Regions from separate parts of the Homo sapiens genome. Here region 1 is linked to region 2. A link is a loop called in an ENCODE intact Hi-C map of the cell type or tissue named here. Cell type or tissue: mammary epithelial cell. All regions are shown on one strand. Links, peaks and the distances in the headings refer to the core of each region. The heading gives the core; the rest is flanking DNA.

Region 1 (15,845 bases), core at 5,313-13,312, 89 kb before region 2:
CATATGTAGAAAGCTGAAACTGGATCCCTTCCTTACACTATATACAAAAATTAACTCAAGATGGATTAAATACTTAAATATTAGACCTAAAACCATAAAAAACCCTATTAGAAAACCTAGGGCATACCATTCAGGGCATAGGCATGGGCAAAGACTTCATGACTAAAACACCAAAAGCAATAGCAACAGAAGCCAAAATAGACAAATGGGATCTAATTAAACTAAAGAGCTTCTGCACAGCAAAAGAAACTATCATCAGAGTGAACAGGCAATCTACAGAATGGGAGAAAATTTTTGCAATCTACCCATCTGACAAAGGGCTAATATCCAGAATCTACAAAGAACTTAAATTCACAAGAAAAAAACAACCCCATGAAAAAGTGGGCAAAGGATATGAACAGACACTTCTCAAAAGATGACATTTATGCAGCCAATAGACATACAAAAAAATGCTCATCATCACTGGTCATCAGAGAAATGCAAATAAAAACCACAATGAGACACTATCTCACGCCAGTTAGAATGGCCATCATTAAAAAGTCAGGAAACAACAGATGCTGGAGAGGATGTGGAGAAATAGGCATGCTTTTACACTGTCAGTGGGAGTGTAAATTAGTTCAACCATTGTGGAAGACAGTGTGGTGATTCCTCAAGGATCTAGAACTAGAAATACCATTTGACCCAGCCATCCCATTACTGGGTATATACCCAAAGGATTATAAATCATGCTGCTATAAAGACACATGCACACGTATGTTTACTGCGGCACTATTTGCAATAGCAAAGACTTGGAACCAACCCAAATGTCCATCAATGATAGACTGGATTAAGAAAATGTGGCACATATACACCATGGAATACTATGCCACCATAAAAAAGGATGAGTTCATGTCCTTTGCAGGGACACAGATGAAGCTGGAAACCATCATTCTCAGCAAACTATCACAAGATCAGAAAACCAAACACTGCATGTTCTCACTCATACGTGGGAGCTGAACAAGGAGAACACATGGAGGGGAACATTACACACACAACTCTCACTCTTAAGTGGAAGTTGAGCAATGAGAACATGTGGACACAGGGAGGGGAACATCATACACCGGGGCCTGTCCGGGGTGGGGGCCTGGGGGAGGGATAGCATTAGGATAAATACCTAATGTAAATAATGTAAATGATGAGTTGATGGGTGCAGCAAACCAACATGGCACATGTATACCTATCTAACAAACCTGCACGTTGTGCACATGTACCCTAGAACTTAAAAGTATAATGACAAAAAAAAAAAAATTAATTAAAAAACACTATATAGGGCCGGGCGCGGTGGCTCATGCCTGTAATCCCAGCACTTTGAGAGGCTGAGGCGGGCAGATCATGAGGCCAAGAGATCAAGACCATCCTGGCCAACATGGTGAAATCTTGTCTCTACCAAGAGTACAAAAATTAGCTGGGTGTGGTGGCGGGCGCCTGTAGTCCCAGCTACTCGGGAGGCTGAGGCAGGAGAATTGCTTGAACTCAGGAGGCGGAGGTTGCAGTGAGCAGAGATCGCGCCACTGCACTCCAGCCTGGCGACAGAGTGAGACTGCAAAAGAAACACAACAGTATATAGGCCATAATTTACAATTTTAATACATTTTATTACAGCAGAAAAAAAAAGCACTGAAATAGCACTGGTACCAGTGATCTTGGGCCATAAAAGTGAAATAGCCTCTGTTTATTCATTTGATACATGGAGAAGCCAGCTAAATAATCTAAAGTGTATTCATGTTCAAATTCCAAGTCTATAATTATTCAGTGATAATTTGTTTGGTATTCAAATACGTCTACCCAAATATTAAACTACCTGGGGAAAAAATTCTTTAATCAAATACTCCTTATTAAAAGTTTCCAAAATCACACTGAAGTCATATAAAAACAAATGAAAAGAAATTCTAAAGCAATGTAACTGATCTTTCAGTAACTCTAGCTCACAAATATATGAGAGCCATTATTTCAATGCTAACACTTATTTCTTTAAATGCTGAATTTCTTAAAATGCTTTAGACCTCTTAGAAATTACTTTCAGAATCTTCATTGTAATATCTTCAATGGCAGCAAATATTCATCCATTTAAGTGCAATTTTGATATTTATGTACAGCTAAAATTCTTTGGAGTCAAGCATAATAAAAAAAAGAAGATTAAGCTGGGTGCAGTGGCTCATGCCTGTAATCCCAGCACTTTGGGAAGCGGAGGTGGGCGGAACACCTGAGGTCGGGAGTTCAAGACCTGCCTGACCAACATGGAGAAACCCCATCTCTACTAAAAATACAAAATTAGCCAGGCATGGTGGCACACACCTGTAATCCCAGCTCCTCGGGAGGCTGAGGCAGGAGAATCACTTGAACCCAGGAGGCGGAGGTTGCAGTAAGCTGAGATTGCACCATTGCACTCCAGCCTGGGCAAGAAGATCAAAACTCCGTCTCAAAAAATAAATAAATAAATAAATAAAATAAAAAGGTTAAAGTGGGTATCACTATGATAAAGAAATAAAATAAAACCCACGTCTGGCTCTAAGGTAATAAGACTGGTGTTTTGTTTTGTTTCACAAACTAATTCTGAGGACATGTCAGGAAAAGGAAGTGTTTCAGTCAGTGTGTAAACTCTGTACACAGCCTTCCTTGGTGCCGAATTCAGAGGACAGTGCTCACTGGGATGCAGAAAAAGCCTGCAAGTCTGTAGGAATACTTTACAGGCAAAAACATTTTACCCAAGGGCATTTAAAAAAAATCTTTAATCAAGTTCTCTAGATGTTAGTGATAAAACAGAAATGGGTCTTCCTTACTGAGACCTGAATACAAAACTTATTCTAATACAATTTCTTTTATTGGCATACCTTTCAGATTTTGCTAAACAATATAAATTTTCATAATTACTCTGGGTAAGCATTATCTCTAACAAATGAAAAAGATTACTGACACTAAGTTAAATGACTTTTCCCAAATCCTTTTGGCTAGAATATGGCAAACCAAGGACTAAACCACCTCAGGTCTTCCCTTTATCCATTGTTCTATGTTCCCACAAAGCTTTAGAACAGTGGTTAATCACTTACAGTGGTAAGTTAACTAGGGTGCTTATAAAATACTGAATCACAAAATTGCTTGATCTTGAAAATGTGAACTTCATTAGAGGGTGGGGGCAGAAGAGTCTGTATACTCTTTTTTCTGTTTGCACATTAACACATGTTCATTTTATGAAACGCAGACAATTAAGAAATGAAGATTCTCCATAATCTGTCCTCTGAAATAAAATATATACACAAAATCTGAAAAAATATTTAAGGCTAAACAATATTCTGTTACAATTTTTTCCTCAATGTTAGGCAAATTAAATATCTTCATCCCCACTAACCACATAGGTTAAAATCGGAATGCATTTCAAACTATTTAAATTTCTCCTACTCTTACCCTACCACTCATGAACCCTACTATTTTGAGTTCTGAGGCAAGTTCAGACTGATTCAAATTCATGTGTCCCATGGCTAGTCAGAGCCCTGGGTAAGGACCACTCAGCCAGGAAAACAGATGTGGTATTGTCACTCCAAGAGGCCCTCCCTCCTCTCTACTCTTCCCATCATGGCATACAACAGTTCTTACCACCCCCCACCACCCCACCCCTGGCCCAAAAAATCAGTTTTAAAAAATACAACTAACCTTTATAGGAAGATTAGGATACGTCAGAACTGTTCCAAACAATTCATATATACTAAACCATTTTAAACTCTACATAGTCGTGACAGAGTTTAGACTAGTATCTCCATTTCACAGATTAAATAGGCACAGAGAGGTTAAGTAATTTGCTGAAGGTCCCCATAGTAAAAGGCAGAGCTAGTATCAAACACTGCTCTTACATATATATACACAATAAGCTTAACAAGGTTGTTGAATGTAAGTCACATACAAAAGGCAAATATATCTTCTATATACCAACACAAAAAAATTTAAAGATTGATTTTGGTAATAAAAAATATCAGATACATAGGAATAAATCTCAGCATTACAAAACCTCTACACACAAAAAACTGCATGATCCCATTTTTATGAAGTTTGAAAACAGACAAAAATAAACTGCCATTAGAAGTCAAAATGTAGCCTCATTTCCTAAGAGTGTTGCTATGGTCTAAATGTTTATGTCCCCCCACACCCATTCACATGGTGAAATTCCAACCTCAAGGTGATGTTATTAGGAGGTGGGGCCTTTAGGAGGTGATTAGGTCAAGAGGGCAGAGCCCTCCCTCATGAATGGGATTAGTGTCCTTATAAATAAGGCCCAAAAGAGCTCTCATTCCTTCTACCATGTGAGGATATGGCAAGAATATGCCCTCAAAGAGGAAGTGGGCCTTCTCCAGACACTGAATGTGCTGGTGCCTTGATATTCTTGACTTCTCAGCTTCCAGAACTGTGAGAAATAAGATTTCTGTTGTTTATAAGCCACCCAGTTTTTGGTATTTTGTTATACCAGTCCAAACAGACTAAGAGAATTGTTATTGCGAAGTTACGATGTTGCTGAAACAAATATCTAAAATGTGGAAGAGGTTTTGGAACTGGGTAATGGATAGAGGACGGAAGAGTTATGAAGTGCGGGCTAGAGATAACAACCCATAAAATATTTTAAAAAATTATATATGATATAGAAAAGGCTTTATAACATATACCAGGACTTCAACTTTGATTAAGGCTGTGAGGGACATAAAATAATCTACATACACACAGAGCAATATAACTGTTGATGATGGTTATCTCAGGAGAGCTGGTATGAGGGGAATTTCTTCCTTATAATCAGGAAAAACAGCCCTCAACCTTTCCTTCTCTTATATACATACTACACACAGGTGTGGAGAAGACCCACATGACATCCTGCTCAAAGACAGCCCTATACGTATCTGCAACAGGCAAATATAATTTTATTTATTAATATTTCACATATTTAATATGTTCATTGCGATAGCAGCCATATATTTGTTTGCTGGATTCTTACATGATGTAAAATAAAGACACTTCAGAGGACTTGCTGAATGACTGTCTACCAAGAACGCAGGCATCAGGACAATGGGGGTAACAAGCAGAATGACTAGAATGAGTCACGGAAGATTTCATGTATTTTTCCAATTATTTACTCAAAGTGAGGATGAAGGGATAAAAGGCAGAGCAGAATTATAATTACTGTATGTTGGTCCTAAACAAAAGAAAACCAATGTCAGATTGTTAAAAATTCCAAAGTATAAACAACAACTTTTCCTGGGGAGCTTTAAAGGTAGAAACTGTGATGCTGACAGGGGATTTTTAAAAAACCATTTAAAAAACAAATAAGCAAATGTACATTACTGAATAATAGCAATTGGAAGCTCTGAGGAATTTGTCTCTTCTTTTAGAAAATATTTCATTGTTGCTTTGGCAGAATGAGTTATGCCTGATTCTCTTATTACTCAAGCTATTCCTGGGAATACAATTACAATTGGGTACAATTGTACCCAATTTAAGAAAAATATTTTTTACAATTTAAGAAAAATAAATCCTTTAATGCCACTGTTTAAGCCTCCAAAACAATCACTTATTAAAAGGATGCCTCTGGTATCCCAGAATAATTACTGTGGCTTATATTTTCCACTAGGCTCCCATGGAACAAATCATTGAATCAATAAATGATGGCACTCGACAGGCTCTCTGGGATTTTGATACTTAATAAAGATAGGAAACAGAGGCTCCCATTAACAGTGCTAGATTATGCACAGTCTCATTTAGTTTTCCCAGCAACTCTAACAGGGAGGTTTCATTTTCCTTTTACAAATAAAGAATATTTTGGCTTAGCAATTACTTGCTCATACTCAAATGGGTACAGTATGGAAACTCCAAGATTTAAATTGGGTCTTTCGGATCCCAAGTATCAAGCCTGATACTTTCCAGTGTATCAGGCTGTTTAGTGTACATACTGAGGATTAAATATTTAAATAATAAAAGTCATTGCTTACTTGCTCAAAACCGTTTATATTCAGTAAGAAAACTAGTGATTTTAGTACTAGTACCCTTCTATAGGAAAAGTAGATTGGCTTACAATGAAACCACACATCTCCAACACTATGGGTTGAATTATATGTTATTCCTTTGTGGTTTTGTGTGTGTGTGAATTCAGGTTTAGTGCATTTGTCTAAGGGCAGAAGGATCAAAGTGTAATCTTTTTTTGGGGGAAGGAATGTGGGAGACAATCTCTCAGCGGAATCTGGATCATGCTGAGCTGTACCCAATAACCAGTCTGTGAAAGTAGTGGTAAAGGACTACAGATGGTGATAAAAGGTATAACTTATTTTAAGCAAATCAATAAATCAAACCATGAAATTATAAAACTGATAAATTAGGGATAAGCTACTTATCCAAGTTTACCAAAATATTTTCTGATTTATAGTCTTTATCACAGATTTTATTTAAATAGTTGCTATCTAAAAACATACTTTATATTCTTGCAAATAAAATACACATTACTATTGCCTTTAAGATTAGAATTTTAGGCTGGGCGCAGTGGCTCACTCCTGTAATCCCAGCATTTTGGAAGGCCAAGGTGGGCGGATCACTTAGGTCAGGAGTTTGAGACCAGCCTGGCCAACATGGTGAATCTGTCTCTACTAAAATTACAAAAATTAGCCAGGCATGGTGGCAGGCACCTGTAGTCCCAGCTACTCAGGAGGCTGAGGCAGGAGAATTGCTTGTGAACCTGGGAGGTGGAAGCTGCAGTAAACTGAGACTGCAGCACTGCACTCCACCCTGGGCGACAAAGCAAGATTCCATCTCAAAACGAAACAAAACAACAAACAACAAAAAAACCCACAAAAACAAACAAAAAACCCCTAGAATTTTTTTTTTGTGTGTGTGTGATTCTGAAATCTTTTTTTTATTGTTATACTTTGTTCTAGAGTACCTGTGCACAATATGCAGGTTTGGCACATATGTATACATGTGCCACGTTGGTGTGCTGCACCCATTAACTCGTCACTTACATTAGGTATACCTCCTAATGCTATCCCTCCCCCTCCTCCCCACCCCATGACAGGCCCCGGTGTGTGATGTTCCCCTTCCTGTGTCCAAGTGTTCTTATTGTTCAATTCTCACCTATGAGTGAGAACATGTGGTGTTTGGTTTTTTGTCCTTGCGATAGTTTGCTCAGAATGATGTTTCCAGCTTCATCCATGTTCCTACAAAGGACATAAACTCCTCCTTTTTTATGGCTGCATAGTATTCCATGATGTATATGTGCCACATTTTCTTAATCCAGTCTATCATTGATGGACATTTGGGGTGGTTCCAAGTCTTTGCTATTGTGAATAGTGTCACAATAAACATACGTGTGCATGTGTCTTTATAGCAGCATGATTTATAATCCTTTGGGTATATACCCAGTAATGGGATGGCTGGGTCAAATGGTATTTCTAGTTCTAGATCCTTGATGAATCGCCACACTGTCTTCCACAATGGTTGAACTAGTTTATAGTCCCACCAACAGTATAAAAGTGTTCCTATTTCTCCACATCCTCTCCAGCACCTGTTGTTTCCTGACTTTTTAATGATTGCCATTCTAACTGGTGTGAGATGGTATCTCACTGTGGTTTTTATTTGCATTTCTCTGATGACCAGTGATGATGAGCATTTTTTCATGTGTCTGTTGGCTGCATAAATGTCTTCTTTAGAGAAGTGTCTGTTCATATCCTTCACCCAATTTTTGATGGGGTTGTTTGAAAAACCCCTAGAATTTTAGCCACAATCCAACATAAAAAAAGTTACTTATAAAAATGGTTTTGAAATTAAAGAGTTTATACTAAATTAACATTTGTGAAGAATCAAATTATGCTTCTTATTTTGAGGGCGAAAAGTAAATGTTAAAAACCGAATAAATAATTCTGTTATATGAAGTACATTTTATAACATCTTTCCCCAGAAACCATTACTTATTTCTGCCAATGGTATTTTTACTTTTCACTGACCCACACCATAGGGAATTACCAGACACTGAAAATCTTTTCTGTTTTCAATGAGTTTATTTTCGTGCAAGAAGAAAAAAAAAATATGTATCAAGGTATTACAGATAGGTCTGATAACTTTAGGTGAATATTATTATACTTATGAAACAGTTTATGCATCATTTATTCTTGTTTTCACTTATTCATTCTTGGCCAACATTTACTTATTCTGCCATCTAATTTACCTATTTAAGCAACATGTAGTACCTACTACGTACCAGATTCTGCCAGTTCAATTACTACCTTTTGGACACCAATTTACAAGGGTTCCTTGCAAATCTGAACTGTCTACCTCTGAAGGATACTTGTATTCCAACCTCTACCCAATCTTCTGATGACATTACTCATATATCTCCTCTCTCCCTTTCCCCATGATATAGTCACGGCTGTAGCCTCTAAGAAGTCAGGTGGAAAAAAACATAAAAGTGATATTAAGATGCTCTTTTGGCAGATAGGACAAGAAGGGACCTTTATCTTTCTTCCACCAGATCAGCTAGTAAGGCTGGTGCTGAGAATAGGTAGTAATAACTATGATTTATCAATAACTATGAAACCAATCTATTTCCCAAAATAGACTTAGGGCAAAGATAATCAACAAAAAATACAAAGAGGAAACACAAATTTGCAACAAAAACATCCATATGGAAGATGCCAGTTTATAGAAATATTGATCCTCCACTCTCACTCCTATGGTACTTACTTGCCATCTGTGTCTGATGTAGCTGCATAGTGCAGGGGTGTGCAGCCTCTTTCATCAAGGTCATTCACACTTGCTCCTGATCCCACAAGAGCAAACAGGCACTGGTAATTGCAGTTGGCAGCAGCGTAGTGCAGTGGAGATCTTTTGGGTCCAAGTTAATACAAGAAAGATAAAAGCCAGAGACATAACTAGTAAACAAAAGCATAGTTGACTCTTACTCCTCCCAGTTACAAATACTTTATTTACAGTGAGACTTAGACTACCATATACTAAGTCTTGCGGAGGACTGGACATAAAGCTAGAAGAAGAAAGCAAGGTGGCAGAGAACCTTTAAGTATATGAAATAAGATGAAAATGCAGTTATTTCATCGCCTCCAGGCAGTAGCAGCAATCCCAGTCCCAGTCCTTTGAGTGACTTTCAAATAACCTTCATATTCTGCTCAGAAATGTGAAAACTTTCATTTTAGGAAAGTTTCCCCTACATTAATAAAAATGTTCCACAGTACAGAGGTAGCAATTTCTATTCATGTCTCAGAAGAAGAACAAAAGGTAAGAGAAAAAAATAGAAGAAACATTAAAAAAAATGTAATTAACCCTGAATTACTTTCAACCCTCTCAACTCAAAGCATTTTTCAGAAGCCCTCTCTGTTATTTGTAGTATAGAATGCCTGAAGTACTAAAAATTAATATAAACTGGATTAAAGTATAATTATAAAAGCAAATTAGCTATAAAAATATTGCATTCCAAAGCCAAAGTGATTTTTTTATTTTTGTGGGTCATTAGTTCTTTCCATTAAGTAGGCTTATGAGAGCAATCTGTTCTTCAAAGTAATTATGGTGTCAAATAGTTTTTATTTTCTTCTATTCATTTCTGATTTCCTACCATGCATAATTCTTTTTACTTCTCTTCTGCACTGGTTCTATCACATGCATTGACATATATTCACACATTTTCTTCTGACATACACCCTTCCTTCTCATACACTTTGCTATGTATAATTCTCAAACTGTTGACACACACAGTTTTGCTTATACTGTCATCTCTTTCAAACCAATTCCAACTGCCTTCAATTCTTTCCTGTATGGTTCTAATGCACTCTGTGTCAATTCCTACTCTAAGTAACTTAACAGTAGTTTTAAATACTGCTACCACAAATACTCAACAATGAGGCCTGCTGAATGACTACAAAGACTGTCATTTCACAGCTGCCTTCCTGTTGTGAAATACTTAGTGGGATGTGTGGATATATGTGTGTGAGAGATTTATATAGAAGAGGAGAAAGAAAAATTACACATATATATTTATAACCTATTTCCTCCCTCTTACTACTGCTCTGGAACAAGATATGGGCAGTAGAATCCCTCACCAAGAAATGACTTGGAGAAAGGAGAACTGTATCATTATTTTCTAGGTATTGTGAGTTTCTTGAAAAAACATAGGTTCTATGGGGCTTTACATTTCCATAGTCATAATTTTTGGAGGGGGGGAAGTGATAGCAAGTATAGAGGCATTTATAAGGCCAAGGCTGTGGTTGGTAGGCTAGGGCTGTGGTAGGGACTCAAGAAGAAAACTGTGGGTGAGAACGAATATTTGGAAGTTACTGACTTCAGCTGGGACTCTCAATGAATCATGATCAGTGTACAAGATGCTAAATTGTTCAGTTAATTTTCAGAAGCCAGTTAGAAGGTCAATCAAGTTATTAAGTAAAAATAGGCTCCATAAAGAAACTGTATCATACCCTACCTCCCAAATTTGTCCTTTTTATTAAAGTCTGCACCAGTATTCAGCAGAAGGTTTAGGCACTCCAAATTCCTATTGAGAGAAAATACAGTTAGAAAACTTAATTGACAGTGATTTTATAATGAAATTGGTAGGTTTAAAGAAGCATGAAAGCATGTTTTTATATGAAGATAAATGTGACAAAAATGATGATTTACATTCTATGAAGAATAAAACATTGAAATTCATCTTATCTAGAATTTAGAAAGTTATATACTTACATATTGGCACACTGAGGAAATAACACACGATTCATGTTGTCATTGTTTAAAAGGAAGATCACATTTGCAAAAGAGATTCTGAGGAGGCTTTAGGAAACAACTTGCTTATAGGTTTTTTTTTTTTTCTTGAAACAGAGCCTCACTCTATAGTTTAGGCTAGAGTCCAGTGATGCAACCATAGCTAACGGCAGCCTCCAACTCCTGGATATAAGCGATCCTCCAAGTCTCAGCCTCCTGAGTAGTTAAGCTTACAGCTGTGAGCCACTGCATGAGTCCTGTCAGCTTTCCCTTATCTTCTCCTATACTATGACTGTTTACATATATGTATCTTTAGTTAATACTGGAGGAAAGGATATAACTTAAGTATTTCTGTAATTTAACTGTATAAACCTCAACATCAAATTACTATGTTACAATGAAAACTGTAACTGTCAAGTGATCAGACACTCAAGTCTGTTGTCCCTCTCTCTGTAGGCAAGTTACGTGGAAGTTAGGTTTTAACTGGAAGGTTCTCTGGCGACCTTGGAAGAACAAGAAAACCAGTCACATGCTCACAATCCATCTCTACAACTTAGACTGTGCTGGTGTACTCTTGGTTCAACGTACTCGTCCTCTGAAATCACTGAAAATTTTTAAGAAATTATCATTGAGAATAACGTTTTTGCAAAATGTCCTTTTGAGAAATCATGAATTAAATGGCTTATCACAGATCTAAATTATCAGAAGCATTAGATAAGAAGCATGTTCCAGAGGCCATGAGTTTTAGCTGAAGTTTGTTGCTCGTATGAACCAACTGCCTAATTTTTCCCTGGTGGTACTATTTAAAACTTAGTCCAAAATCTTCCAATCTCAAACTTTCCTCTTCCTAGTAGAGGTAAGACACAGCACAAAATGAACATTTTTTTCCTGGGGGAAAAAAAAATTAACAAATCTACTTAAAGAGTACTTGTATTATTCAGAATATTCCCAGTATTTTGATGTTCTCATTTGAGAACATACTTTTTAAAGAAATAGTTTTACTTATCCAGAAATTATGTTCTTTTACAGAAGGCAGTATTTCCTTTTGTAGGTTTATTCTCTCTCTCTCTCTCACTCATAACCTACAACTTGGCTGGAATAAGATGAAAAAAAGTATTCTGCCACCCTGGACTTTTTTTTCCCAAACAACTCCTGTTTTGTTTTCTATTTTCTGGCAGCCCAGAATTAATAAAAAAGAACAAAGATAAGAGAAAACCTGCCATGACCAGCTATCTTTTCTTAAAGAAATAAAAATACTATTAACATACCCTCCAGCTGCAGCTGCATGTAGACAAGTCCTGCCAAAATCATCTGGGGTATCTATATCAAATCCTACAAGAATGAATACATCTTATTTATAACAGACATATTATTTTACACTAAAGAATTGTGTCATGAAACATCAAGAATCACATCCTCCCCTCCAATCCCAAACAAAACTATGGGTTCTTAAGTGCTAGAGTGCCTGTTTAAAAGGCAATAGGATACAATGGAGTATTATTTAGCAATAAAAAGAAATAAAGTACTGATACTGTTCCATGAATAACCCTTGAGAACATTATATTAAGTGAAACAAGCCAGTCACAGAAGATCACATGTTGGGTGAGTCCATTTATAGGAACTGTTCAGAACAGGCAAATTTTATAGAGATGAAAAGTAGATTAGTGGTTGCCTAGGGCTGAGGGAAGAAAGAAATGGAGATTAACTGCTAATGGTCTTTCTTTAACAGGGGATGAAGAGGTTTTCTGTATTTTTTTTTTTTGAGACAGAGTCTCGCTCTGTCTCCTAGGCTAGTGTGCAGTGGCACAATCTCGGCTTACTGCAACCTCTGCCTCCTGGGTTCAAGCGATTCTCCTGCCTCAGCCTCCCAAGTAGCTGGGATTACAGGTGCTCACCACCACGCCCAGCTAATTTTTTTTTGTATTTTTTTTTTAGTAGAGATGGGCTTTCACCATGTTGGCCATGCTGGTCTTGAACTCCTGACCTCAAGTGATCTGCCTGTCTCGGCCTCCCAAAGTGCTGGGATTACAGGCATGAGCCACCACGCCAGACCTGAACCCAACACGTTCTAAAAGGGGTTATTAAATTATCCATACTGGACCCATCTGCATTAATTTTTAAAAAGCAGGATAGAGACCATCTAAAAATTTTGAGGGGTTTGAGGAGACATACAAAAGGCTGCAAAGGTTACACTTACCTGAAGAAAGAAGTTTTCTGCAGCAATCTGAAAAGCCGCTTAAGGCTGCCAAATGGAGGGGGAACATTCCATGTATGCCACGCCTAAAGTTAATAGAACAGGACAGTATCTTCATTTTAACACAAGAAAAATACAATCAGTTAAATACATTACAAAGAGACCACTTAAGTGAAAGATAACTAAGAGCCAAAATGTCTAACACTTCGGAGAGTAATTTGGTTAAAGTTTGATGGTGGGCATAACTTATTAGCCAGCTATTTTTCTCCAAAAGTCAGGTTTCTCACCTTCAGCACTACTGTCATTATGGACTTTGCTGGGGAAACGTGAGAAGCCATTCTGTGCATACAGGCTTACAGGCTGTTCAGCAGCATCCCTGGGCTCTACCCAATGGATGTCATTAACATTAACACCTTCCTCCCCAAATTGTGACAACCAAAAATGTATCTGGACATTTGCTTAGGGAGCAAAATTCACTACCCTGTCACCCCACCATTGAAACATTTCCATAATGCAACATGTTCAAGAATATTTATTGTAGTAATTCTGTAATAGTGAAAAACTGTAAGCAACTTGTATTTGCAAATAAGGAGAATGAATATATTGTGAAATCTTTATACAATAATTCTATAAAATAAATGAACTAGAGCAACTTGTACAGATGTGAAAGAAGGCCTAAATTTCTATCTAGATGGCTAAATTAATAAGCTCATGTAATTTTTTTGGAAAAAGTTACAAAACAGATAGGTGCAGTACCATACCATTACAGAAAGTAAAAAAGATTTAAAACTTGTTAATGAACACATGTAAATGTGATACAAAGAATGATAAACATAAATTTAAGTATGGTGTTTCTTGCAGAGCATTAGCAGGAGGACTCATCTTTCAAACAAAATATTACAATGGGAACTTTAATTTATAAAATAAATACAAGCAAACTGTTCTGACCAAAATGGGGGTGGGGGTAAGAACTCCTTCGTAGGATTCCAAGGAATCCCTGAGCTTGGCACAGCACAGCCTGAAAAGTATTATCTACAGATAGTATTTGGATTAAAAAAAAGCATCTGGCACATACAGCTTTCTGGGACTTTTAAGTACTTCTAGGTTAAAAATAAAGAGATCACAAAAATTAACAGCTCTGATCAAAACTGCGTTATTACTCAAAGTGAGAAAGAACTGGGGTAACATACATAAAAATACACTGGCTTACCAAATAAAATTGTATTTAAACATTTTAACCTACCACTTTGTCAATACAAAAGAAAGTTCAAGCAATTAATACAACATTGAGGATAAAATCCACATTTCCACGTGAAATGTCTAGAAAACTGCAGTTCACTTCCCTTTGTGCTTGCCTGTATCAGTTATCAACACCTCGGTAAGTACTTACTTTGCAGTGTCAGCACCACTTGTAATAAGAGTGTTGATCAGCAGCTCATGGCCATACCGTGCTGCTATGTGCAAAGGGGTATTTCCATTCTTATCCTCACAGTCGATTACAGCTCCTGCAATATAGGACTTACTGTCAGACACTGGACCATATAAAGATCAGGTCAAACGTACTACATGAAAAGTAATAAAAAATGCTGTTCACATACAAACTAATAGATACAGCAATTTTAACTAGATTTCATTCATAGCTCATTTATTGGGCCAGGCAATGGATTTATAGCTTTTATACTTAAAGCAATTGTGTGAATTAAGCATAAGATTTTAGTAGATTTTTAAATTGACAAGAGGGTTCTGGGGTCCAATAAGTTTGGAAACTACTGTATTAAAACAAAATTAAACACGTTTCTTTAGAGCAAGACTTCAGAGCTTTAATGTGCATACTCTGTCATCAAGACTGCATGCAATGCTTCAAAAAATATTGGATCATGAACCTATTTCAACTTTTCCCCTGCAAAACCATAGCACCTATTATCTTGAGGATAAATTTCTTGGAATATGCCTTGGAAAACACTGATTTAAAGTAATACACCTAAAAGTTCTTTTGATTTAAAAGTTTAGCTTGCCTGATATTAATTTAAACACAAAAGAATACAAACTCAAGAAATTAAAATCCTGAAAATAGTTGCAGATACTCAACAGGGGAAAATGATACATGTATAATGTATATACAGAGTACACACATTAATATATAATACAAATTATGGTAGAAAGTAATTTTCTATTTAGCAATATTGAAAAAAGCTAATACTAACTGCTGAAGAAATAACACAGTTCAGGGAAACAAAACATAAAAAACAAAAGTATGAAAGATACAGCTACGTGGTATTTTATACTCTTTAATATTTTATTTTCATGAGCTCTGAAATCATGTATTAAAAATACACAAAATGCGATGACAATTCCTCAATACCATTCATTTGGTGGATGTTTTTACTACATTTAAGAAAAAAAAAAAAAAACCCCAAAAAAAAAACAGAAATACTTTTTACCACTCTGGATAATGGTTTGTGATCGGGAGAATCTACCGTGGAGAGCAGTCATGTGTAGTGGGGTTTTCCCATCTTTACTCTGGGGGGGGAAGAAAAAAATTACTCACTCTACTATATCCATAATGTGTAAACCTTAGTTTTACTTTGAATACCCTCTTGCATCTTTATTTTTATAACTATTTTACATGAATTAAGTTTAACTGAGGCCTATGGAGGTAAAACAGCTGTTTAAAATTAGGAATTAATTTTTTTAGCACGTGTATCATAAAACACAAATATACAAAAATTCCATGCTTACAATTTATAAAAATTGGGAGTGGGACAGTAAGGATGTGTCTCCCAAGTTTCAGATTCAAAATTTCACACTGCTCCAACATTTCCATTCTAAGAAATTCTGAATCCTTCCTTGACCAAGTAAAAGTGAGTATTAGAATTAACTTCGTGAATTTTGT
Region 2 (15,845 bases), core at 4,095-12,094:
AAAGCGAACCCCATTCTGCTTTGCTGGTGAATTAGTTTAGAGTAGTCTTGTAACCAATGGAACCTTAGGAAGGAATTTTGTGGGGACTTTCGAAGAGAGGTTTTCTCCTTTTTTTAAAAAAAAAAGAAAAGAAAAGAAAAGAAAATGTACAGGAGAGTCTCTTTTCCAATGTCTTTGGTTGTCTCCCATAAGTACATGATACAGCAGTCATCTCTTTATTATGAGAAAGCCAAGAGTTTCACAGAGAAGCTCACCCAGAGCTCTGACATTGCTGTTTTAAACAACCCCAAATTACCATGCTCTAGATTAAATTATTACACAAGCAAAAAACCTCTATTTATTCAGGTAGTCAATTATTATATCTGTGGCCAAAATCTGCCAAATATAAAACTCTAGTATTTGCTAGTGAAACTATGTTACATGACTTCTAGAAGACTTCATGTCATACCAAATAATATGAATATATAATTTTTTAAAATTAAAGTTTGTTAAAAATCTATTAGGGAAACAAAAAGTTGACTTAAAAAAATACAATTGACAAATCTTTAGCCAGACTAAGAAAAAAAGAGAAGAAGATCCAAATAAAATCAGAAATGAAAAAGGAGACATTACAACTTACACAGAAATTACGACTTACACAGACATTATGACTTATGCAGAAATCCAAAGGCTTGTTAGTGGTTACTGTAAGCAACTATATATGCTGATAAACTGGAAAATATAGAAGAAATGGACACATTCCTAGACATATACAACCTACCAAGATTGAAACAAGAGGAAATCCAAAACCAGAACAGACCAGTAACAAGTAATGAGATCAAAGCTGTAATAAAAAGTCTTCTAGTAATGAAAAGGCCAGGACATAATGGCTTCACTGCTGAATTCTACCAAACATTTAAAGAAGAACTAATACCAATCCTACTCAAAATATTCTAAAAAATAGAGGAGGGAATACTTCCAAATTCATTCAAGGCCAGTATTACCCTGATACCAAAACCAGACAAAGACACATCAAAAAAAGAAAACTACAGGCCAGTATCGCTGATGAGTATTAATGCAGAAATCCTCAACAAAATACTAGCACAACTGAATTCAACAATATATTAGAAAGATCATTCATCATGATCAAGTGGGATTTATCTGTGGGATGCAAGGATGGTTCAAAACACAAAATCAATTAACATGATATATCATATCAAAAAAATAAAGAATAACCATATGATCATTTCAACTGATGTTGAAAAAACATTTGATTAAAAAATTCAATATCCCTTCATGATAAAAACCCTCAAAAAACTGGATATGGAAGGAACATATCTCAACATAATAAAAGCCATATATGACAGACCCACAGCTAGTATCATGCTGAATGAGGAAAAACTGAAAATCTTTCCTCTAAGACCTGCAACACAAGGATGCCCACTGTCACCACTGTTATTTAACATAGTACTGGAAGTCCTATCTAGCTCAATCAGACAAGAGAAAGATATCAAAGGCATACAAATTGGGAAGGAAGAAGTCAAATTATACCTGTTTGTTGGTGATATAATCTTATATTTGGAAAAACCTAAACATTCCACAAGAAAACTAGAACTGATAAATTCAGTAAAGTTCCAGAATACAAAATCAATGTACAAACATCACTAGCATTTCTATATGCCAACAGTGAACAATGTGAAAAAGAAACTAAAAAGTAATCCTGTTTACAATAGCCATACATAAAATTAAATACTTAGGAATTAACCAAAGAAGTAAAAGATCTCTATAATGGAAACAATAAAACACGAATGAAGAAAATTGAAGAGGACACCAAAAAATGGAAAAATATTCCATGTTCATGGATTGGGATGAATCAACACTGTTAAAATGTCCTGGCAATCTATAGATTCAATGCAATCCCAATCAAAATACCAATGGAATTCTTCACAGGAATAGAAAAAATACTAAAATTTATATGGAACCAGAAAAGACCCAGAATAGCCAAAGCCACCCTAAGCAAAAAGAACAAAACTGGTGGAATCCCATTATCTAACTTCAAATTATGCTACAGACCTATCGTAACCAAAACAGCATGGTACTGTCACAAAAACAGACACGTGTACCAATAGAACAGAACAGAGAACCCAAAACCAAATCCAAACACCTACAGCAAACTCATTTTTGACAAAGGTGCCAAGAACATACACTGGGAAAAGACAAGTCTCTTTAATAAATGGTGCTGGGAAACTGGATAAACACATGCAAAATCATGAAACCAGACCCCTATCTCTTGCCATATACAAAATTCAAATCAAAATGCATTAAATACTTCAAACTGAATCTAATACAAGAAAACACTGGGGAAAATCTCCAGGACATTAGTCTGAGCAAATATTTCTTGAGCAATAGCCCACAAGCACAGGCAACCAAAGCAAACATGGACAAATGGGATCACATCAAGTTAAAAAGCTTCTGCACAGCAAAGGAAGTAATCAACAAAGTGAAGAGACAACCCACAGAACGAGAGAAAACATTTGCAAACTACCCCTCTGACAGGGGACTAATAACCAGAATATAAGGAGCTCAAACAACTCTACAGGAAAAAACCTAATAATCTGATAAAAAATGGGCAAAAGATCTGAATAGACATTCCTCAAAAGAAGACACACAAATGGTGAAAAGGTTCTCAACATCACTAATCATCAGATATCCAAAACTCAATGAGATATCATCTTGTCCCAGTTAAAATGCCTTTTATCCAAAAGTCAGGCAGTAACAAATGCTGGTGAGGATGTAAAGAAAAGGGAACCCTTGTTCACCATTGGTGGGAATGTACAACCACTACGGAGAACAGTTTGGAGGTCCCCCAAAAAACTAAAAATAGAGCTACCATATGATCGAGCAATTCCACTGCTGGGTATATATCCAAAATAAAGGAAATCAGTGTATCGAAGAGATCTGCACTCCTATGTTTGTTGCAGCACTGTTTACAATAGCTAACATTTGGAGGCAACCTAAGTGTCCATCAACAGATGAATGGATAATGAAAATGTGGTACATACACACAATGGAGTACTCGTCAGCCATAAAAAAACAGACCCAGTCATTTGCAACAACAGGGATAGAATTGGAGATCATTATGTTAACCGAAATAAGGCAGGCACAGAAAAACAAACATCACATGTTCTCACTTACTTGTGGGATCTGAACATCAAATCAACTGAATTCATGGACATAACAGAAGGATGGTTACCAGAGGCTGGGAAGGGTAATGGGGGGTTGAGTGGGAGGTGGGGATGGTTAATGGGTACAAAAAAATAGAATAAGACCTACTATTTGATAGCACAATAGGGTGACTATAGTCAATAATAACTTAATTGTATATTTTAAAATAACTTAAATAATGTAATTGGAATGTTTGTAACTCAAAGGATAAATGCTTGAGGGGATGAATACCTAATTCTTCATGATATGATTATTTCACATTACATGCCTGTACCAAAACATCCCATGTACCCCATAAATATAGACACCTATTATGTACCCACAAATTTTTTTTAAAACCCACTAAAATAAGAAGAAAAATCTATTAGGTGTGTTACTAAGAAACGTGCTGTTTAGTGGTCTACAATATTCAAAACCTCAGGGTGTGACTAAAGAAACTCATCTAAAATTATACAATGACTATTTAATGGTAGAGAAATAAATCTGAACTTATATCCATTCTAAAAATGAATAAAAACAACTTCAAAAAACTTAAGAGAAACCTGAGTTTCAAAAAGTCCAACGTTATTCTCCAAATACTTATTTAAATAAATTTACTTTGGAAAAACACGACTGTCACACTGACATAAAGCTTAAAAATATTTTATTACCTATTAAAAGTCAGTGCATTTAACACCCATTGCCTTTTAAAACCCCATATGATTCCTTATCAGACAAAATCAGATGATATTTACCATCTTAAATTCAAATAATGGCCAAAAAGTTAACAAATCTTGACTTTAAGGCAACACTCTCAACTACTAAGAAAGGGTCACGAGAGAAAAGGCCTAAAAGCAATCATAAAAGTTGTTGTCAAAAACCTTTGTATCACTGAAGACAATTGTCAAAGAGTTACTCTCAAGAAAGGCCTACTGATGAGTGAGCTGATGCTCTCAATGACTCTGAATTTTTTTTTAATTTAGGATAAATTGATTAAATATAACATAAAAGTAATGTCAGCTACAATAAACTTTGTAATGATGGAGAAATTAGCCCTGGTAAATGGAATTATAGTTCAAACTTTCTAATCAAGGTAGTATTTGTCAGTACTATTAAAATAAAACCAAAATAACAAGAAAACCTTAGGAGTTAAATGGAAAACATGTTTTCCACCTTTTCATGCGTCTATACCCCTTGAGCTATTTTCTAAGAAACGCATACTCTTCAGTATACCCTGGGTAAAGTAGCCAGACACTTCATTTAAAACAAATAAATCATGGCCCGGCACAGTGCCTCACGCCTGTAATCCCAGCACTTTGGGAGGCCAAGGCGGGCCGATCACCTGAGATCAGGAGTTTGAGACCAGCCTGGCCAACATGGTGAATGAAACCCTGTCTCTACTAAAAACACAAAAATTAATCGGGCGTGGTGGCAGGTGCCTGTAATCCCAGCTACTTGGGAGGTTGAGGCAGGAGAATCGCTTGAACCCGGGAGGCAGAGGTTGCAGTGAGCGGAGATCATGCCACTACACTCCAGCCTGGGCAACAGAGCCAGACTCTGTCTCTAAATAAATACATACATACATACATACATAAATCCTGAATTAGGTGCATGTTTCCAACTAAATATAAACTTGAAGGCAATTCACTTAGAAAAAATTTTAAAAAATATATAATGATAGCATTCTGTTCATTACCCAATGTTAAAATTAACAACAGTTTTAGCCAATGATTCAAATCTATTCAGATAATTCATTATTTTAAAAATAAGGTAAAACTTTTTTGTATCTACCTAACATTAAGTGGTCACAGCAGTATTATATTAAAAAAAAAAGGAGGAAAGATGAGAGTTAAAAATGAGCTTGCAATGGGTGCTTTCTTAAAACCACAATCATTTCTAGGTCATCTGTTTTGGTGTTGCCACAGCGACTTTGTGAATCATATGACTTTTCACCCCCTCCATAACTCAGGGGTACATTTGTTTCTGGTAAAAATATATACATTAGTGGATGTAATTTTGTTAGAGTACGTAATGTACTTTCAGCCACAACTTAGTAAACTAAATACTGGCCACTGAAAAAACATAACAGAGAGAGAAAATTATCCATATATCCACCTTTCTAAAACTGTCCATCATGTCAGCACTGAATATACTACTGTATCGTTAAGTCTGAAAACTTTTCCAACAATGACTTTACTGAAAACCTAATCTGACAAAAATTAATCAAGCACCATTGTAAAACACTCACCATGATTATTTACAAAAAGCAAATCTGATCTTATATTTAGATATACACTTACAAGAATCCTCATTTGAAATGCACAGTTAAGTATTTAATGGTGAAGTATCATGATTTCTGCAACTTACTACATATATATGTAAAAGTTGTATATTAATAAATACAGAAAGCAAATGTGGCAAAATGTTATCAATGCCAAAAGTAAGTGAAAGGTATATGGGTAGTCAGCATGTTTTTTTAACTTCCCTATGTTTGAAAAATTTCAAAGTAAAAAGCTGGGAGAACAAAAGACCCCTACTGGCTGCTACTGCCCTGAGTATATGTCCAGTGTTTTCCCTTTTGCCTCAATACCTTCCTGCCCTCATTTAAAACAACTGTTACAGAGTTATATTATGTCTTGTAAACAAAAATCACAATTCTAGGAAAGAATTTTAAAAAGCAGTTTTAAAGGCTGGCATCAGTGAATTAACTGTTTTACCTGAAAGTTAACATCTTCTTTCTTAAATATTAGTGCTCGAACTTCATCAGGATCTCCGTTAAATATAGCTTGCACCAGTGATGGCTAAAATAGAAGAGAGTAATAAAAACATTAGAATCATCCATGTGGGGTGACTAAGGATATTTTACATAGTTCTGGAATCTACAAGTTTTCTTCCCTGTAGCAATAATCACTTTTGACATTAGCCAGAAGTTTCATAAAACCAAATCATGTCAAAGTACAGGATTCCTACTTGGAAAAAAAAGGCCTAATTAAAAAAAAAAATCAATTCAGTTTGACCCAATTTAGGTAGTATAATAAACAAAATCAGATTTTATTTCTTGTAAGTAGAAGCCTTTTGTTTCTGTATATGACAAAAAGAAAGACTCTTCCAAATACAAATGTGTGATCTCAACATCTACTTGTGGGACAGAACTTTTTAAGCAATTTCCAGCCCATGAAGGAAGGCTTTTTTGAAAAGGTCTGTTTGGGGCATCAAATTATCTTACATGGATTAGCATTACATGTATAAAGATACAAATCCCAAGAAAGCAAACCTGGCAGTTGATGAAAATAGCCACTAATCAAAGACCAAAAAATACTGGATACTTAAATAACTTGAAAAGACAAACACATGCATAACTAAATATAATAATTTCTTAATCAACGATACAGCCTCTTGATAAGGTATACTATACTAGTCAAGGAGCCAGCTGACAGTAGCACTAAAACCAAGGTTAAAGATGAAGACTGAATCTCATATAAAGTCTTATATGTAAATACATAAAATTCATTACAGAAAAGGCCATGCCTTAGTGTTGCTGGGGGTAGTCAACCTTTCCTAAAATATGCAGAGTTCCTGATTCTTGTTACATCAGTTTCTGAAACCACAAAATGAAAACAGAAACGTGGTTGCCATAACTACTAATTCTCAAATTATTTTTAAACAGTCTTTTAAAGAGATTAAGACATAGTAAAGACTGAAATGTTATCTCAGCATTCAAAAAAGTAAAAACGAAAAATGTGCATTTTATACAAAAATACTGCATCATATCTACACACGTATTGCTTTAATTTGGGTTTGTAAAGAAACTATTGGAAATTTACATCTATTCTTAAAAAACAAGATTTATACTACTAGTTCAGTAGAATATAGTAAACATATAAACTTACATATCTTACCAATACATTTCCAGAAGGTGGAGAATGTAGGGATTTATTTTCCTGTGGCAATTTAGAAATGAATGCAGGAGATTCATCTTCTACCTCCTCCAAAACAACAATACACACTCGACTCATTCGATCTTTTAAAACACTAAATTCCAAGCTATGTGATAAAAGTCACAGTTGGAAGAGCACAAGTAGTTTTTCCTCCTCTTCTGTACAACACTTACAAACATTCTCTGAACAGCACAGCTGGGTTTTTTTTTTTTTTAAAGTTAATAAGTACTACTGGAAAAACAAGTTTAAAATTATGACTACATAATTTGTAACTTCCTAAATATAACGAAATTCTATTATTTCTGTTGGATTACTGCAATACTTAAGAAGAAATTTCACACCAACATGTCAATAACTAAAACTGAGTCCAAGCTCATTTAAAAATATTTTTCCTCTACCAAAATAGTCTTATTGCTCTATCTCTGAAATTTACTTGCACAAAACAATCATTGTTTTTGGTGACACAACACCACACAATATAGAATGAAATGAGAAACAACTGCTGTGACAGAGATGATCACAGCGATACCCACTCTTGCCTGCAAGGTCATATAGTTACCAGTAGCTGTTTTGCTTATAATTGAAAATAAAAAATAAAATCTCACTATTCTGTTTCCACTTCTAATTTGTCTTCATTTCTTCATCACTGGTTTAATGCAGATACTATTCACAGAAAAAAGATCTAGAGCTCAGCACAAATCCTGAAAATGAAGCTCAGAGGTTAACAATTCTTTCAGTGTTTGGGAAAGGGGCAAAAAACAAAAACAAAAAAAAAAAAACCACTCTGCATTAATAGCAAAGCTGCAGTACGTTTACATGTGATGAGTCAGACCACAAGAGACAATACGACTCTTGGTACTAGAATACAGCTTGATTAATCCAGGTTTCCCATATAATAGAAGAAACACAGTTAGCTTTATTCCCATCGATAGCATAAGCAAGGCAGAGCGTTCATTCTTTCTCCATCAGGCAGTTGTCTGTGGCTGCTCCAGCAAAAGGGCACAGGCACCAGGCAGAAATGGTGTTAGTGGAGAATCCTAGTAGAACAAGCAGGCTGTGAAGGAATTAGAAGGCATTTGAGCTCAAATTACTGCTTCAGGCTTTTTGTTTTCTTTAAAAAAAAAAAGGGGGGGGAAAAACATAGTAGTGTATCATTCCAGTGTTTCCTTTGATCTCCACATGAATACAGCTTCCATTAAACAGTCTTCATTCAGAGAAAAAAATAGCAGACTGTGCATCTTCTTTGAGCCAACTACTTTATTCAGTCATCTGCCTCTTTGCCAATATAGTTTCCTTCCACTGTGAAAACCGCCACAGTTATCCTTTTCAGATTTCAAATGCTTTCCTGTTCCTCAGATGATCTTGCAAAACACCACTGACATCCCCAAATGAGTAGGTCCTTAAAAAATATCTATAGAACCTCAGTATCAGTCCCACAGAAGCATTCCAACGGAGCAACAGTCTGAAGAGCAAAGACTGCAGACCCACAGGATGAAATGCCTAGTAATGCTCACATGTTACACTTACCAGAGATCTGAGCTACTTCTCGGGATGTAACTTCCTCTAGCAGGAGAAAAAAATAGTGCATTTGGACAGCCTTCACAATTAGAAGGTTCATGCCAGTTCTGTGACTAATCCAAATCAAACTAAAAAATTCTATAACTGAAAAATGAGTGCGCTTTTAACATTTTCCACTAAAAGCCACAAGGAAATCTGGTGTACTGCCTCTGCTGACTAACAGTGGTTTTAGCAAGTAAACAATTCCAAACGGCTTAACTGCTTTCGTGTGTTACAATAAAGCAAATGTTTAACCCTATAATGACAGTTGCAGTAAGAATATGCCTGCAATGGACTCATAAAAAAGGTTTAAAGATGGAGAAATATTTTATTAGATTATAAAAACCATGAAATTGTTTTATTCATATTTTTACCAAGATCAGTTTTAATCTGCCAGGTGTATTTTATTTTCTAGAATGCAAAGCTTAAACAAATGAAATTTAAGATTGTCTAACAATTTCTAAATTGGTGAATTTAATCAATCATTGATTCATATTTTAAAGGGAAAAGCAAAAATTTCATAATGTAGAAATCCTAACTCTAAAATTATATAAATCATTTGATTTTTCACTGAAGAAATAAAATAATCCTACCTTCCCATTTGGATAGGGAATAAAGCCTTAAAAATCTGTTAAAGAGGTACATGAAAAAAAAAATGTCCTTCGTCCTGAATTACCTATGTCAAAAGGGCACAGGGTAATACAAATAATCTCCCTCCCTATAAATTTCCCAAAGCCATAAATAAATGTCAAAGCCAATCATTTCATCGTTTTTTTTCTTCTTTCTCTGTTTACCCAACATGGGGGATATTTCTCAAGAGAAAACTTACAAAGAAAATACCATGGTCCCCCTTCAATCTGTGTTCTTCATATTAACTAGCATTTTTATTAATAAACAATAATAAACATAATAGTTACTTTTGAACATCTGTGATATGCTATGTGCTGTACATTCTCATTTAATACAATAACCTTGCTGTATTCCCATTATAGAGGGAAAAACAGACTCAGAAATGATGTATTTTACCCAAAGTTGTATAAATTAATAAAGTTGTGTGTTATTTTAAACACATACTCTTTCTAATCTATTCTGCTATCACTGAGTACACACACATACAGACACACTCTCTTCTCTCCACTCATCTCCAGATCTTTGCAACCTGTAATACTAGCTTATAAAAGTGATCTTAACAAACAGGTAACCTATAAAGGTTGTGAAAAGTTTAGGTAACAAAGGAATATACTATTTATTGCTATATTCTAAAACGAGTTATTTTTAAATGGGTACTTCAAAGCAAGTCTTAAAACCATAAAAAGGAAAAAAAAAACAAAAAATCCCAGCATGATACAAATATAAGAATGTCAGAATTTAAAACAAGAACCATTGAAAGCTATAAAATGTATCAATCTATGGAAGAAGCAATAACTCTAACATATTTGTACCAATTAAAACATGCTAACAATTCATTAGTTATATTTTAAAATATATAAAATACTTTTATGCCAAATTAAAGGTATGTAAATATTGAACATACATCAATTATGTTATCCATCTCCACATAGCTGAATCAAAAAATCTTAATATTTGAAATATCTGAAAGTGAAACAACTATAGTAACAATATCCTATATTTCATCTTCAGGGTTCCCAAGCCCACAAAGCAAAATCTCTTTTTATCTTAACAATCTTAACTTGTTCCAAAGTATCTAGTACCTAAGTTCACCTACTTAGACTTAAGCAGGTACATCCTGTTTCTTGTTCTAAGTCAACCTCCACACTTAGGTCTTTCCCAACCAGAAAACAAACTCCTTGAAGGTAGGGACTGTGTTCATACATATTGTCTCCTTCCACTTTCTTCCACCTATAAATAATTTCATTGAAATGAATTCTGTCGTCACGAGACTCTGGAAGGGTGGAGATTTATAAACAAGAATAGTGGGGGTGTGTTGGTATACATATATTTTAACCAGAAAATATAGGTGGCATTAAGGTGCAACAAAGTGAGTTTCATATCTCTAATAAGTGAACAATTAAAATTTCAGAAGTTGACAGGATATAAAACAAAGGTATGGGGTGATGGTTAAAACTAAGGGCTCAGGAGTCAGCCCACCTGAAGTTCAATTCTGCTTCCATCATTTCCTAGCTGTGTCCTTGGACAAACCACTTAAATTCCCTAAGCCTAAATTTCTTGACACTTATATAAGAAAAAAATAACCTGCAAAGATTTTTGTCTAAGAGAAATAGAGTAACAGTACAGTGCTTGAGAATGTAGGCTATTTTGTGGTCAAATTGCCTGAAGTTCTAATCCAGGCTTCCCACTAACCTAATTCTGGGATCCTGGGCTACTCACTTATTTAGTAACCTCTCTGTGCTCATTTTAACATCTATTAAATGACATTAACAGAATTTACTTCATAGTGTTGTGAAATCTAAACAAGATAACCTTACTGTTATGGATATTTGGGATAGCTGAATGATATCCCTTGTGAAGCCAGTGAGTGGATCAAAGGCTATTAAACTCCTCCTCCTCTTGACCCAGTACAAGTGAGGTAATTCAGATTAATGTCTGGAGATCCCATTCAGTTGCCAAGTCCCCACACTTTTCAGTGATCTCTTGAGAGTCTGCTAAAAGCTCATTTTAGACTCTAGTAACTAGACAAGCACATACTAAGTGTTAATTGGGGAGAGGGAGCAGTAAACTTAGGCAAGAAAGACTACAGGTTCTTCCATTCTTCTACCTTCACTAGATTTTACAGTTTAGGGACTGTAAAATTCCTTTGGGAAAAAGGATAGAAAGTACTAGCCCATGGTATATTATAAAATCAAAAGCAGATAAAAAATACTAAGAGAAATATGTCAGTTTTTAAATTATTTAAATTAGCAGCACTGTTTTGTGTCTTCTTCTATTGAATAAGACAGGCTCCTACCCTCAAGGAACTCACATCTTAAAAGGAGACAAGTGAATATTTAAGAACTTAGAAACAGAGAAAGTACTTCTGATAAAAAACTGCTGATAAAGATTGTGCAAACTGTAAGTTCAACATTTTTTTCCACTTAGAGAAATATCAAGGGGATGTGGTTATTTTCTTTGGTACTTATTTTTTAGGCCATATTAGATTAAGTTTTTAATAAGCTAACAAGTTCAACTCTGACAGCTTTATAATCCTTCTATTCTTTATACTAAAATGTATCCTATTAAGAGCTTACTCCTACTATTAATGGAATCACATAATGGTAAAGCTGGCTTAAACCTTTTTACTGATTATAAAAACATTAAGTCACTGGAAGATAATTTTTGGGTTCCTAATTGTTACACCTGAATTTCTTTTTTTGACACAAACGATTTTTCCTTTCTGCAACAAGATCCAACCTAAACCTCACCTTTTGTCTTACACATCTGTGAACTCCGTATTATCATAGAATAGAATACTCAGGGTATATTAAGTGGCTACTCTGTGGCAAGTAACAAGCTGGTCTCTGAGTATTTGAAAATAAAAAGCTTGTGGTGAAAGATGGTAAGGAAGTGGGTTCAAACAATGTTATAGAAAACATTTCTGACAGATCAAGAATCCTCACCAATCTTCTTGAGCTACGCCTCATCTATCCATATACTTTAGGAAAAAAAAGTCTTATGAACAGAGTTAAAAGAAAATGAGGTAGAGGGTGAGTGGGGAGAAATCAAGGAATAGCTGCTTTCTAGGCTACACAGGCCAGAATCCATGCAATTATCTATGTGATTATTAGAGCCACTGCAAGAAAGTCACTAGGTATTCAAAACACAACTCAAAATCCTCATAATAGATCAGACTTAACTCTCTGCAGGTAATATATTTATGATCCAGGACACTTATTTTTTATGCAGTCATAATGCCAAAATGGCCATTAACCAATATCGTTTGACGATCTCAAGTGGTGTGATCCCACTGGTACGTTACATTCGTAATAATAAATTGTTAACCCTTCCAATATTAATAGTACTGTATACTGCAGATTGTTAGCACATTCTAATATTACATGTGTTTTCTGCAGAGATCTGTATTTTGTGTCCATTCCTCCAGGCTTCCATTTCAGCTTTAGGTAAGTACAGAGCCTCACACAATAAAGACTACATTTCTCAGCTCTCTTGTAGCTAGGAGCCACATGAAAAAGTTTGACCAAAATTTTAAGTAGGTGTTGTGTGCCTTTCAGAAAACTTTCTTAAAGACCAACTAGCATATTCAGCTTGCTTCCTGGAACAAAGATGATTGGCCACTATCTTAAACCAAACAAGGACCATAGTCTAGGGTAGTGAAACTACACTAGAAGGGAGCTGGGTCTTTGAGGACTTTGCCAAACAGAACTGCCATACAAGCCTTGGACTGTCTACTTTCTGACTTTTATGTTAGAGAGAAATAAAAAGTCCTGCCTTGTTTAAGAAACTGTAATTTTGCATCTCTGGTACTTGGAGCTGAGCCTAACTCTAAATGATAATCTTACTCTTCCTTTAATTATCTATGAGTGGACATATATCCTTCGAGCCCTGTTCTTCCAACATCCATACTCCAGTACAATGTGGCTACTTAAATCTTCAATAAATAAAATGAGTTAGAAACTTGAGCTGTAACATATTGTACTAGAAACAATAATCAGAAATCTGCTGGAAAATAATTCATATTTTCCTGGATAAGCTAAGGACAATCAGAGGAGAGAGAAAGAGATGGAAACAGTTACCACAAATATTCTCAATCATCTTCAGCCACCATTTTGGTGGGTACTGTTATCAAATCTCTAAATGAGAAACAGGCTCAGTAACATCTAGTCAGCCAATCACTTATCTGCCCCATCCATTCACCTAGTATACATTCATCTACTATGTGCCAGTCTTTCTGCCAAGCTGAGAAAACAAAATTATGAATAGTCAATCCTTGTTCTAATGAACCATACACACAAATAAATACTATATGACTGCAACTGTGATAAATTCTCGAATAAAAAAAAATGTCTGAAAGACAAGGAACTAATGGGTGGCCCATGTGGCTGGGGAAGCAATCATGAGGGACAATATCACATGCAGTTGGAGAAGTGGGTATGGTCATGTGATAGAGAGGCCTTGTAAACCAAGTTATAAAGTTTGTATTTTTCATCAATTGAGAACTCATTAAAAATTTTTAATTAAGGAAGTCATGATTTGCTTTTGCTTTAAAAACATTATGTGGCTTTGATACGAAGAACGGATTAAAGGGGTAGAAGAATGGAAGTCAAAGGACTAGTTAGGAGACCACTGCAGTAATCCAACAGAGTGGGTGATCTGAATTAGGACATGATCATATAGGTGGAGAGACAGAAATATATTTTAGAGGCCGTGCACGGTGGCTCACACCTGTAATCCCAGCACTTTGGGAGACCAACGTGGGCGGATCATGAGGTCAGGAGTTTGAGACCAGCCTGACCAACATGGTGAAACCCCGTCTCTATTAAAAATACAAAAATTAGCTGGGTGTGGTGGCGCGTGCCTGTAATCCCAGCTACTCAAGAGGCTGAGGCAGGAGAATCGCTTGAACCTGGGAGGTGGAGGCTGTAATGAGCTGAGATCACACCACGGCACTCCAGCCTGGCGACAGAGCGAGACTCCATTTAAAAAAAAAAAAAAAAAGAAATATATTTTAGAAATAGGATTTATAGGACATGTTAATAGACTGGCTACAAGAGTGATGGAGAAGATGATAATCAGAAACCTCCCAGGTTTTTGACTTAAGCAACCAGTGCTTATTGGAGTTTAAGAAATTTGGGACTTTTTTAGTTTCCAAATTTATACAATGAAGAATGTTACTTGTTACATCAATATCTAAGGTGCATTTCATGCTCTCAAACTCTGTTTTAAACTTAATACAGAGCCCATTATCTTAGCATCTACCCTCATGACTTCTAAATGAAATGTTAAATCCCAAAGTTGCCTACATCTAGGTGAATATTAAAAAAATTCATAAAGAATGGTGAGATCTGGCTCAATTCTACTCAATCCAGTACACTGAAATTATCTAAAAGTCTTTTGGCAAGAATACCTTACTTTTTAAAACACTCAACAAAAATACCACAGCACTGATTAAACAATTATTAGACATTCATATCTCTACTATACATACCATGCCAAGGAATTATAAGGTATCATATATCACCTTCAAACTCCTTATGCAACTTAAATAGGGCATTATGTCATACACGTAAAAATCTAACCAGTACAAGATAAAAGACAGTAAAAGACAGTATATACTGAAGGCCGAGATATAGACTATACCTGCTACCAAGTCCATCATAGGAAAGAGTGTAGCATATGAAGTTATTAATTGTAACTGACATATACAGATACCTTCTAACTGTCCATTCTCTAAAAAAATGGATATTTTAATAAAACTCTCCATAAACCTCATTATTTTGCTCCTCCTTTAATTTATAGGAAGGGTGCTTTGTCAAAGAAATCAATGGTCTGCTAGTTAGAACATTCCATGTAAAAACTCTATCACATTTTTCAGAAAATGGTTGAAGATTCAAAACTATCATTTATAATATATAATTGTTAAAAGTGAGTATAAGTGACTGTTGAGCAGTTAAAAGCAATGGCTCACGGTGTCCAGGATAGATAAGAACAAACATACAGAAGCAAAGGTAATTACAGCAAATGAGACAAGTTGTAGGATGTGGTCATTGAGGTGGTTACAGCCAAGTGGAGGTGGTTACAGCCAAGTACAGATGACTGCTGGTGTGGAGGTTGTTAAATAGTTAAGTATGTTCAAAATGTCATCTACAAAGAAATGAAATCACCTAGATGACAGACAAACATGATCCAGATGTGGAACTGGGGTATGAGATGTGACAGATGATAGCAACAAGAAATAGAAGGATCACCTAGCCAAATGGTATGTGCCTCAAAGGAAGGAAGGTTTTTATAGACAGGCAGACTAGTAACATTTTAACACTATAATGGGGGACTAGAAGAATGCTGACTTTGCGCTCTTTCCTCCTCCCAACACACATGTACTTACGTAGCAGGTACTTACGAAAACAGAGTTTCACTGACTTTTCCAAGTAAGTGTAGATTCAACAGTTACACATATGAACTTAAGGTTTAAATCAATATTTAGATGACTATTTTTAGATTTCAGCCTTAAGAGAATTACTTCCTTCCAAAAGA

The links. Hi-C counts contacts between places; a loop is a spot of excess contacts. Peaks named below come from ENCODE experiments on the same cell type or tissue, not always from the same donor. Only the 100,000 strongest peaks of a DNase experiment are listed, where the experiment ranks them.
Region 1: a loop joins it to region 2, with 4 times the contacts of the local background. A loop is called at or near these places in 4 of 110 quality-filtered maps.

What each region holds. Positions count from the first base shown.
Region 1 is chr3:15,699,185-15,715,029 of GRCh38, forward strand. It overlaps ANKRD28 (ankyrin repeat domain 28), which reads right to left. Exons shown (of 28, transcript NM_001349278.2): 9 at 15,394-15,472; 10 at 14,343-14,457; 11 at 12,956-13,038; 12 at 12,027-12,090; 13 at 10,484-10,552; 14 at 8,740-8,880. It also overlaps a transcript of BTD not described here. Among named protein-coding and RNA genes, the nearest start is that of MIR3134, 9.7 kb to the left of the region's middle. In mammary epithelial cell, for the core only: no CTCF peak of the experiment used is centred there; no DNase peak of the experiment used is centred there.
Region 2 is chr3:15,789,323-15,805,167 of GRCh38, forward strand. ANKRD28 (ankyrin repeat domain 28) reads right to left here and starts at 8,657. Exons shown (of 28, transcript NM_001349278.2): 1 at 7,083-8,657; 2 at 5,901-5,984. The coding sequence starts at 7,199. RefSeq lists enhancers at 5,122-5,271, 15,306-15,445 and a silencer at 12,888-12,987. In mammary epithelial cell, for the core only: a CTCF peak has its summit at 8,856; DNase peaks (open chromatin) are centred at 7,959 and 8,759; H3K4me3 peaks cover 1,828 bases; H3K27ac peaks cover 5,126 bases.